Regions from separate parts of the Homo sapiens genome. Here regions 2 and 3 are each linked to region 1. Evidence: chromatin contacts called from ENCODE Hi-C data. All regions are on one chromosome and are shown on one strand. Each heading gives the region's core, a stretch centred on a gene start or an enhancer-like site at or near the end of the contact. The rest is flanking DNA. Distances are from core to core; before and after follow the strand shown.

Region 1 (3,591 bases), core at 645-3,144:
GGCCAATCACCTGAGGTCAGGAGTTCGAGACCAACCTGGCCAACATGGTGAAACCCCATCTCTAATAAAAATACAAAATTTAGCCGGGCGTGATGACGGGCGCCTGTAATCCCAGCTACTCGGGAGGCTGGGGCAGGAGAATCGCTTGAACCCAGGGGGTGGAGGCTGCAGTGAGCCGAGATCGCGCCATTGCACTCCAGCCTGGGTGACAAGAGCAAAACTGTCTGAAAAAAAAAAACAAAAACAAAAACAAAAAAAAAATCATACCTCAATGAAATTCACCTGCAAATGTATTTTCTAACTCCTACCCGTTAAATTTCCCTATTACATTCTATACCACAACAATTTTGTCTTATAAGTCGTTTACATTGCTAGGAAAACGACAAACTATTCCACTGCTTATAATGAGCTGACTGTTATCACTTCCTCCCTCACACAATTATTTCTTTAAAAGTGAAAACAAATCTTTTGATCTGTGTATTACTTCGCTTTGACACCTTACAACTTCAGGGGAGGTCAAGTCTGCTTTACTTATTTTTCCCCTCAACTCAGTCTCAATATCTCAACATGACCTGGAAAAATGCTTTATTTTCTGCTTCGCAGCAAACAGTAACAGACCTATCCATCATAACTACTCATCTGGGGAGTAGTTATGTTAAAGCCAAATTAAGATCACCATCCTATCAAACTGCAACAGTCACACTCCCGCTAAAGGGAAACAGAGTACTTTCTAAGCGTTCCTTAATATCTGTACAAGACTTAAACGTATTAAAGTCAACTGCAAAATTATCGCAACACTCTCTTCCAGGAACACCGATCTTGCATCTTTTTAACCAGCTCATCTTTAAAAACACATTTCAACAGAATATCTGTCAGTCCAGACCACTGTAAGGTTGATAATAAGCATTGTCTTGAATTTAGAACTTTTCAAAATATTTTAGAACTGCCTGAACTTGGTTGATGATTCAGCATGGTTAATTAGTATAGAGTCATCGCAAGTCACCACCAGGCTAAACAATCCCCTTGTGTGATAGCACTCGTGTTCAGGAAAGGGTCGAAGGGGCCACCTAATCCAACCTGGAGCCTGGGGTAGAGTCTCACCACCGGCAGAGTTAAGAGAATGATGCTTTCGAGGGACCAGCTTGGATTCCCTGCCAGATCTATGGACCAATGTCCTGGTTGGGGACTGAACGTGGTAGTCCAGAATGTGGTTGGGAGAGGCTGGGTGTGTTTCCATCTGACACCACCGCCTAATTTTCTTTGCTTCTTAAGGACCCCATGGGTGGTTTTCTTTGGACGACTGCAGGACTTTAAAAGGAAGCAATAACCTCAGGGGTTTGAGAAGGGACCCTCCGGAGCCCTTGGGCGGCTCCCACTGGAGTCCGAAGGGCCCCTCATCGCTTCCCCTGGGGACAGCACACACTTCTGGCAGAATGGGGCAGAGAAAAGTACCCGGAGCTCTGAGCAGAACCCAGAGCTCCGGGAGTAAGACCTCCAGGCGCGGAGAGGTGGGGAGCCCCCGAGCCGTCCTTGAGCCTCCAGGCTCGTGGAGGTCGGGCCAGCGGCCGGACACTGCCGCCCACACCTGCGAACGGCGCCCGCCCCGCGGATTGCCCAGCGGATGGCCCGGAGACCTCGCCCCGCCCGGCCGCCCCTCCGCCAGTCCACACCGCCACCCCGGCCCCGCCGCGCGGGCCCCTCGTACCTGGCCGGCGGCGGCTGCGGCTGCGGCTGCAGCGCTGCTCCTCACGTACCCGTTCCGTACTTCCCCGTTCGCCACGCAGCCATTCGCCCGCACCGTGCGGCGGCAGCAGCAGCCTCCGGGCTCCGGCCGCATCTTCCTGGCAGCACCAGGCGCAAGGCAGGCTCTGTAGGCGGTGGCAGCGGCGGCGGCTGCTCCAAGTCCCGCTCCGCACCCCACCCACCTCCCCGAAACCGGAAATGGCTGCAGCGCCGCCGCCAATTCCCGGGCGGGCCTTCACAGAGGGCGGGGCCCTCTCCGCAGAGGACCGGTCTCGGCCAAGGCCACGCAGCGAAGGGAAAAAGCGGCGGGGACCTGCCGAGAGGGATGTGGTCCTGAGGACCGCTGACCAATCTGGAAGAGAAGGAGGCGGACCCCATGCTGCTGCCTGGCCAATCACGGACGAGAGCAAAGCGCCTCGCCGGTGGAGAGGGGGCTTCTCTAGAGGGACTCCAGGGCCTGGCACCTGATTGGAGGCCGCATCCAGGTCCGGGGTAGGGCTTGCCTGTTTAATGGTCCAGACCGAGGAGGAGGCGGAGCCCAGGGAAAAGTAGCCAATTAGAGTGTGAGGAAATAAAAGGGGCTGAGCCGAAGTCTCTAGAGCGGGTTCCCAGGTTCTCCAGGACAGGTGGCGCCCTCTTTGCCCTTGCCTCGTGGGAAGTTTTGGAGTTTATGTCCTAGCCCAAGACAGGCAGCTCGCTTATTTAATTAGCTGATTCCTCTGTGAGTGTTTATAGAATAGATTTTTTGACAATCTCTCATCATTCTTCAATATGCGCCACACATTCACTATTTCTGAATTATTATAAGTAATAATTCAGATGCCTTTTCACGTGCCCTTCACATTTGCCCTTGGCAGGGTTTTCTATACAGTCTCCTTTAAATTAAGTCTTTCCTTCAAAGTTAGAAAACCTGGTCTAATTCCAACTCTGCCAATAACTGGAAGCTAAAACTTGAGCACTGTGTTTAACCACTTTAGAAGCCAAATTCTTTAAAATGGAGTTAATACTTCCTGCTTCATAGACTTACAGCAAGAATTATATCATTAACCCATTATGCACCTCTTATAATACTAGGCTTATAGTAGGAGTATAATAAATATTATTTTCTCACCCTTTTAGTTCCATCTTCCCATGGGGTTAGAAAGCAAGGAAATTGATCTACATTACAATTAGAGACTTTCTGTTATCCATAAAGAATTTAGTATCATAATTGAGAGTATGGACTCTGGAGTCGGTCTGGGTTTTAAATCCTAGCTGCGCCACTTACTAGCTGAGTGACCTCTATGTGTCTTCATCTGTTCAGTGGGGACAATAATAGTTGTCGTGAAGATTGAATAAGTTTATGTATGTAATGTATTTTGTACAGGACCTAGCAATTAGTAAGCATTCATTAAGTGTTGGTTACTAGTAATTGCTAAATGCACCTATGAGAATCCGTGCATTCTTTCCCCACCCTGCAGGAGCTTTAGAAAGGAGGTCCACAAGGTATTGGTTTTGCATGACTTAGGAGCTGAATAATCTAACAGAAGGTGGGATCATTCATCCCACACATCCTATTTGAGTTGACAAACACTATTGATCCCAAAGTGAATATACATCTGTATGTATAAGGCTAAAAAGGAAACATGTGGCTGTGCTTCATGGAGCTTACATTTCAGTGAGAGACAAGATATACACATAGAAAGAAAACAATAGTTAAAGACCAACCTAAGGCTGGAGAGATTAGGCAACAGGAGTTCTGATGAGGGAAGCTGAATGGCAGTGATGAGTCTAACCAGGTAGAAAGTTTTCAGGGCAGGAATCTGGATGGAAGCAGGGCTAAGGGATTTAACTGAAGCTTAGGGAGTG
Region 2 (3,525 bases), core at 1,019-3,518, 3.9 Mb after region 1:
GCTCTATTGTCCAGGCTGGAGTGCAGTGGCATAATCACAGCTCAGTGCAGCCTCAACCTCCTGGGGCTCACTCCATCCTGCCACCTCAGCCTCCCGAGTAGCTGGAACTACACGTGTGCACCATCACACCTGGAGTTACGTAGAGATGGGGTTTCGCCATGTTGCCCAGGTTGGTCTTGAACTCCTGGGCTCAAGTGATCCTTCCACTTCAGCCTCCCAAAGTGCTGGGATTACAGGTATGAGCTGGGCCCGCACAGGTGTTTTATGATATATGAACTTCATGTGAGCACAGCACTGCCTTTATTACCTTTTAGCATGCACATCTACATTGTTTTAGTTCTGGCTAAGGCTTCTGCCTTTACCATTGAAATGTTGTGGCACAGCTTTAACTATGATGGAAATCAGAGCAGACATTTCTTGAATACAGTCCTCTACCTACATCAATACAACCCAAGGATTTAATATATCAGTGTTAAGTCTTTTATTACAACATCCTGAAAGCCCCAACTGTTGATCTTCAAATATCTTTTCCACTGGCATGGAGCTCTAAGTATATAAAATGCAGTCAAAGACAGACAGCACAATTCCTATGCTTTAATTTTCTTTAAACTCTGCCAATTAAATTCAGAGGGATACACACCGTGCTCTTTCATTACTGTAGTTCTCTTTAGTGTGAAGAATCCCTCATGGAGATTGTTAATCTATGTATACCTGAGCTGTTCCAGACCTAAAACCCAATGTTTAACAAACCCATAAGAGGAATTCTGATGCAGGAGGTCCATGGTCCAGCAGGTACTCTACTCATTAAGCTCAACAGCTTCATTTCATGCTTTTTGATCAAATATTAAATAACTGCTAAAAGTGCTTCGAGAGTTAAGTATAGTCTAAAGATCTGGTCATTAACTCAAACCATCACTACTACTGGAGGGAGGGGAGTGGACCTGAAAGAATGATGTTGGCAGTAAAGTAATTAGCATAGGGTTGGTGCTTTTGAAATGGTATCTCAAACCACATCATGGATAGAATTTAGGTTTAAGCCTCTTATTTTAGAAGCAGAATGACGTTATGGCATTGATTTACAACTAGGACAGGTAATTTGGGGATTCAGATAACCATCTGGGAAATTTTCTGTTAAAAAAAAGCTGACATTTATTAAAAAAAGAAAAAGCTGACATTTATACTCCGTGTTGTCCCCCCAAAACGTCAAGCCACAGAACACCTGTCCTGTTAACTGAAACTGATTAAAATTCCAAAGTTTTACTGTACTAATTTTTATTTATCAACACTTAGAAACACGAAGTTTTCATGAACACTCTCAAAATGGAAATTTTCAAATGTAGGCAGATTAAAACATTAAAAAAGGGGGAAAAAAGCAGAACCAGAATAAACATTAGCTAACTGGAAAATCAATTCAAAAGCACACAAATTTCTGTATCTATATAAAACGCATCTTATAAGAACCAAGATTTTCCCAAACATCATAAAATGACTGTCAACAAACATGGGGCAACTCAGAAACACTGTGACAGGTCACCGCTTTCTCAGGAAGGTTTCAAAAAAGTAAAAAGTGGCTACGATGAGATCAAAAGTCTTCGTTTTTAAACAGACAGACCAGGGACCATCTCAGGTGTTAAGCAAACTACTGTCAACATCCTGGTCTGGATGGATCCTCCTCTGCCCCAAAGTGACAGCTCCAGGTTTGTCAATTATTTAACTTACAATTCCCAAGCCCAGAGTTCTAGACCAGACCCTTCCTCTACCCCAGGGTCGAGGAAGCTCCACTCGGGCTCCTGTATCAGGATTCATTCCTTTGGAGTCAATTCCGCGTTCGTGAGAAGAGTCGCGCAAAGTTTGTTACGTGGGAGAGAGGTGTGGGCAGGGTGACCGCCCCTTCTTTTTCCACCCCACTCCACCTTCCTAAATAGCCCCTTTGGCGCAGGCCAAGCAAAGCCAAAGAGCGAGTGACAGCCCAGTGCGAGATGTGCCCAGGGAGAACGGGGTCCCGAGCCTGGAGTCCCCACGGCCCCGCCGGCTGTAGAGGCTGGGGGGCGGAGGCTCTGGGCCTTCAGCCCGAGGGGGCGGATACTGACCCGAGGACGCCGAGGCCAAGCTCAGCAGCACCGCACACAGCAGCAGCGTCAGCCCTATCCGGACCCGCATCCTCCTCTCGGGGCCGGTGCCAACCCCTAGAGCTGTCGCCTTCGCCTCTGCCACCACGGACTCAGCCACCACCGCCGCCTCGCCGCTGCTCTTCCTGCTCTAGTCTCCTTCCTCCGCCCCTTCCCAGGCTTCCCTGACCCAGCGCGCAGCCAATCCCCGCCCGCCGTCGCGGGCTTCTGGTCCAATCACCATGGTCTCCCCGCCCACCCCCATTGCTCCGCCCCGGGGGTCATTCATTGGCCAATCATTGTACGAAGCTCCCACACCAGCTTTCTCGGTTGGACCACGACTCACGGACATGGCCCCAGCTAATTGGTAGCCCCTGGGTTCAACCGGAATCAGCGCGTGAGTCCAAGACTGGGAGAAAGAGGCTCATCCGAGACTACAATTCCCAGAATGCGCTTCATGTGATTAACTCGGGGGGTGCTCTTGGGAAACGTAGTCCATCGTAGGGCAAGATTTACAAGTGCGGGTGACTGTTGAAGTTAGAATTTAACTAACACCTGGGCTAAATATTAACTCAAGGCTATGGATTCACAAGCCTTTTTAAATTGACCCAAAATAAATATTAAGGAATAATTTTAAGAACTTGTAATGTGTTTAGCATCTTTTCCTGTTTTATTTAAAAAATTTAAATTGGGCATAGTGATAAGAGCACTGAGAAAAATGCCACAGCTAGTTGAATTTGAGGTGTTTTTTAAAACTTAGATAAAACAGTACCGTGAAGTACGGAAACCAGGGTGCAACTCAGTACCTGTCCTCCTTTCTCCGACAAAACAAAAGGAAATAAATCCGCTCGGCACAGATTATCTCAATACAGTATTTATTTTCACTAGGTTCACCAGACAATAATCATAAAGAAAATGTGCCAACAGCTTTGAAAAATTATTTTAAACACTTGTCCTCATCCTTCTCCTCTTGTGAGTTGCATTGTTCTCTTCTTTCCTAACTAAAGTCAGGAGACCAGGTTCACGTGTGTGGAGGTAGAGGTGATAGTGATTGCATCGCAGGCACGGAAATACTCTATGTAATAAGCACGAAATCCAGGCATGTTCCAACTGAGTAGCAGAGCAGTGACTTGGTGTGCCTGCCCTTTCTTTTCTCAAACCGTGTCATTCTGCTTTCCCTGTCATCCACCCACAGTCAGCTCTAAGGCCTAGAACCTAGTCCAGCCAAGTGAAGGACTTTGGAAAAGTCTCTGCTGGCCATGTGTCTTAACACTTCTGGGCATTTGTCTTCCTTCCTTTTTTTTTTTGTTTTTTGTTTTTTGTTTTTTGAGATACAGCCTTTTATTTTCAGGAAGATGGTAAAAAACCAACCACTGTTTCTCATTCACATCGGAGGAGATGAAGGAAAGAATTATCT
Region 3 (3,630 bases), core at 1,072-3,571, 4.6 Mb before region 1:
ACTTGGAAGGGTCTTTTATGGCTATCTGAGAGAGGTCTGATGGGTTCACGGTGGTGGGTTCATCGGTTGGACATCAGCTACAAAGTTTTGGTAATGAAAGAAAGTGGTCAGGAGCTTTTCAATATAATTCGACCTGAAGTCAGTATTTCAGGGGATACCTAGAATAGAGGAAGGAAAAGGATTTCACTCATCTAAAAAACAGAAGTGCACCTTTAAAAAAATTTTTTTTGACTAAATTAAATATTAGCCCAGAACTGCTGAGAGAAATCTCATTCCTCTTTTTTTTCTTTTTTTTTTTTTTGAGACAGAGTTTTGCTCTTGCTGCCCAAGCTGGAGTGCAATGGGACAGTCTCGGCTCACTGCAACCTCCGCCTCCCGGGTTCAAGCGATTCTCCTGCCTCAGCCTCCCAAGGAGCTGGGATTACACGCGCTAGCCACAATGCCCAGCTAATTTTTGTATTTTTAGTAGAGACGGGGTTTCACCATGTTGGCCAGGCTGGTCTTGAACTCTTGACCCCAGGTGATCTGCCCGCCTTGGCCTCCCAAAGTGCTGGGATTACAGGCGTGAGTCACCGCACCTGGCCAGAAATCTCATTTTCTATCTTAACACTTACACTGGCTTGTTGTATAGCCAGGCGCAGTGGCTCACACCTGTAATTCCATCACTTTGGGAGGCCGAGGTGGGCAGATCACTTGAGGTCAGGAGTTCGAGACTACCCTGTCCAACATGGTGAAATCCCATCTCTACTAAAAATACAAATATTAGCTGGGCATGGTGGCAGGCACGTGTAATCCAAGCTACTAGGGAGGCTGAGGCAGGAGAATCACTTGAACCCAGGAGGCGGAGGTTGCAGTGAGCCAAGATCTTGCCACTGCACTCCAGCCTGGAAGACAGGGCAAGACTCCCTCAAAAAAAAAAAAAAAAAAAAAAATCTCAAAATTGTGGCTAAAGCTCCTCCTCTTGACAACAAACGCCACCTCTAGGCCCAAGGCATTTAAGAGACTTTGCTGCTCTATTTCCCAGACTGGAATTTTCTGTTCATTCAGATATTAAATTCAGAATCTAAATCACTAAGTGAGTAGTCCTTGGAAGGACAGCCCTCTGCACCCCCACATGCATCCCACAATTGGGAGGAGTGGAGAGGCCTTCACAAAGCTAATGAAAATGTAATAATAAACTTTAGATCTATCAAATACCTGGGCCGACCTGGTTAGCCTTGTAACTGGATTGTTTCAACTCTAGCTAGATGTATATTAAAGACTCAAAACTTAGAAACAATAGTAACAATTTCATCTTTAAAAACAATTTTTTTACACTGTAATTCTTCTGTCCCTTCTTTCACTAACTGAAAAAAAAAAAAAAAAGGAGCAACAGGAGACAATTCCTCTACTTTGACCCATGGCAAAGCCAGGCCTGCAGTGAATCAAAACAAATAATTTTTCTCTTTGTCACTTAAAAACTAACTTAAAAATAACTTCAAAATACGAAAAAAGATAACTGGGGCAAGAAAGGGGCTTTTGTCACTTTGACAATTATATTCCTAATTCCCCCTAGCCTTGACCCGCATTCCAAGGCCCCGACAAGGTGTAAAGCCCTGCCTTTCTGATAGTCACTCCTCCCCTACAGTAATCAATCTATCAACCTTATTTTCAGATAAACAAGGAAGGCGAAGGGAGTGACTAGGGGATCTTATTTACTACAATCTAACCTCAGACATGCCCAGCCAGCTCCCAAAACAGAAACAAAAATCAAACTTGTCACAATTGAGAAAAATATAAAATCAACCTTCAAAAGTACACCTCACGCCCGGCCATGTCAACCAAACATTTTGCCCACTCGGGCCCCCACCTCGACACCTCTCCCCAGCCGGGGGTTCCTCACCCTTCCTTCCACCCGGACACCACCGCCACAACCCGAGGGGCAGGAGCGGAGCCTAAGAACAAAGAAGGTCCCCCAAAATCCCCCCCACGCCGGCAAAACCCGGAGCCGAATCCATTGTTTATACCACCCCACCCCCACCCCCGCCGCACCCGCCCCCCCTTCCTCCCGAGGGCAGCCTGAGCCCCAGGACGATCACTCGCCCCGCGCTGGGCCGTGCCCTCCCCGCCCTGCCCTGCCCGCCGCGGCCCGGGGATCCCACCACTGAGAAGCTCGGCCGCAGCAAGGCGGCGTCGGGGGGCCGCAGGGCGCCAGTGGGGGCAGAGGCTATTCCTCAGGACACCGGCAGATCCATCCTCATCTCCATCTCCGCCACCCTCCTCCTTCGTTGCCTCCCGGGCTTCCTCCTCTCCTGTTGTCAGTTGGGATCAGCTGATCGGAGTGAACTTCTCCCAGCTCGGACTAACAGGAAGGCGTGAGCGGTGCAGCCCAGAAAGGGAGGAGCGAGAGAGGGAGGATCCCGGCGCCAGCAAGGGCGTAGTGCGCACTGCCTCCTGGGAGATGTAGCTCCTCGAGGCGCGCTCTCGCCCCTCATCCCGGAAAGGAAGACTCTGAATGACTACAACTCCCAGTACTGAAGAGGCTGCTCTTGCGAGGAGGCGGTGGGGACAGGCTACGGAGGATTTCGGGACTTGGAGTTTTTGCATTGAGTGTGGTGTCCGCAGGTTTCAGCACGTTCTTTTGGGTTGTAACTGGGGAAGGCATGGTGCTACATTAGAGAACTGATGTAATAATGTCTAGTATAAGTGGGAAATGGTGAGTCAATTAATTTGGATTCAAGTAACCTCTTGCACACCATTCCCTCAGAAACGTGTGAGCACAGACAGTCTCCACCTTCCCAATTTCACTTCGCAAAAACTAAGGAAAAGACCAGAAAAAGTGATAAGAGGATATAGGTACTCTTGGGAAGTTTTTGTTGTTTTTCCCCCCTTGGCAAAGGACAAAATTACAACGAATTTAGTTTTAAGATCTCAGTTGGCTTTATTGCGACTCTAGGATCAGGCAACACTTCATTCCAGAAAGTGGAGTGAATGTTCTGATGAGCTGAGCAGGAGAGGTTGGCTTTGTAGACAGAGAAAAGCTTGAGGAAGCAAAAGCAAAGAACAAAGAGCATATTGGTTTCTTTCTTTCTCTTTCTTGTCATTCTTTTCTTTCCTCTTTCTTCTCTTTTTTTCAGTCTTCTCATGGGACCTTGACATATTGGTCACTTCTAAGCTACTTTCCTTGGAAGGTGAGGACAGAGAGACAGAACAATAGAAAAATAACTGATTAGTTGACATCAGTTACTTCAGGCTACTTCTTTTGTGTAAGGATTACAACAGAGGGAGCTTCATTATCATGCAACATTAAAACAAGCCTGTTTGGGAAACTGGCTGTCCTTATCCCTCTTTCCTGATTTCTCTGAAGGTCAGATAACAACTTAGCTTGGGTTTGGTAACAACTTAGTTTGGATTTGGTGAGGTGAAACTTTAGCATGGGTGACTCCATTTTTATTTTAGCCAGGTCTATTGGGGCCTGGTGCAGGAGTTTAGTCCAAAACAAAGGCCTCCTATCATTTTTACTTAACACCCTTCAAGGGTATTCTCCAAGCCAACCATGAATTTTTTTTCCTACCTATTATTTTTCTGATCTTTCCTTCTATAGTTTCAGAACTTCTCAGGCTGGGCGCGGTAGCGCATGCCTGTAATCCC

The links. A loop is a pair of places that touch in the nucleus more often than their neighbours do. Pooled maps may share reads with other maps.
Region 2: a map of CD8-positive, alpha-beta T cell shows a loop between it and region 1 (7-fold over the local background). The contact joins the promoter of SEL1L here to the promoter of SPTLC2 in region 1. A Hi-C loop is called at or near these places in 1 of 168 maps with a recorded cell type or tissue (CD8-positive, alpha-beta T cell) and 8 of 50 pooled maps.
Region 3: a loop to region 1 is called in a pooled map, with 15 times the contacts of the local background. The contact joins the promoter of ZFYVE1 here to the promoter of SPTLC2 in region 1. A Hi-C loop is called at or near these places in 7 of 50 pooled maps.

What each region holds. Positions count from the first base shown.
Region 1 is chr14:77,614,743-77,618,333 of GRCh38, forward strand. It overlaps SPTLC2 (serine palmitoyltransferase long chain base subunit 2), which reads right to left and starts at 1,895. Exons shown (of 12, transcript NM_004863.4): 1 at 1,706-1,895. The coding sequence starts at 1,837. RefSeq lists enhancers at 1,152-1,361, 1,690-2,222 and silencers at 1,542-1,741, 1,882-1,931, 2,262-2,321.
Region 2 is chr14:81,531,585-81,535,109 of GRCh38, forward strand. SEL1L (SEL1L adaptor subunit of SYVN1 ubiquitin ligase) reads right to left here and starts at 2,269. Exons shown (of 21, transcript NM_005065.6): 1 at 2,091-2,269. The coding sequence starts at 2,160. RefSeq lists an enhancer at 2,057-2,556 and a silencer at 2,273-2,392.
Region 3 is chr14:73,024,785-73,028,414 of GRCh38, forward strand. ZFYVE1 (zinc finger FYVE-type containing 1) reads right to left here and starts at 2,322. Exons shown (of 12, transcript NM_021260.4): 1 at 2,142-2,322; 2 at 1-158. RefSeq lists a silencer at 2,025-2,234 and an enhancer at 2,465-2,664.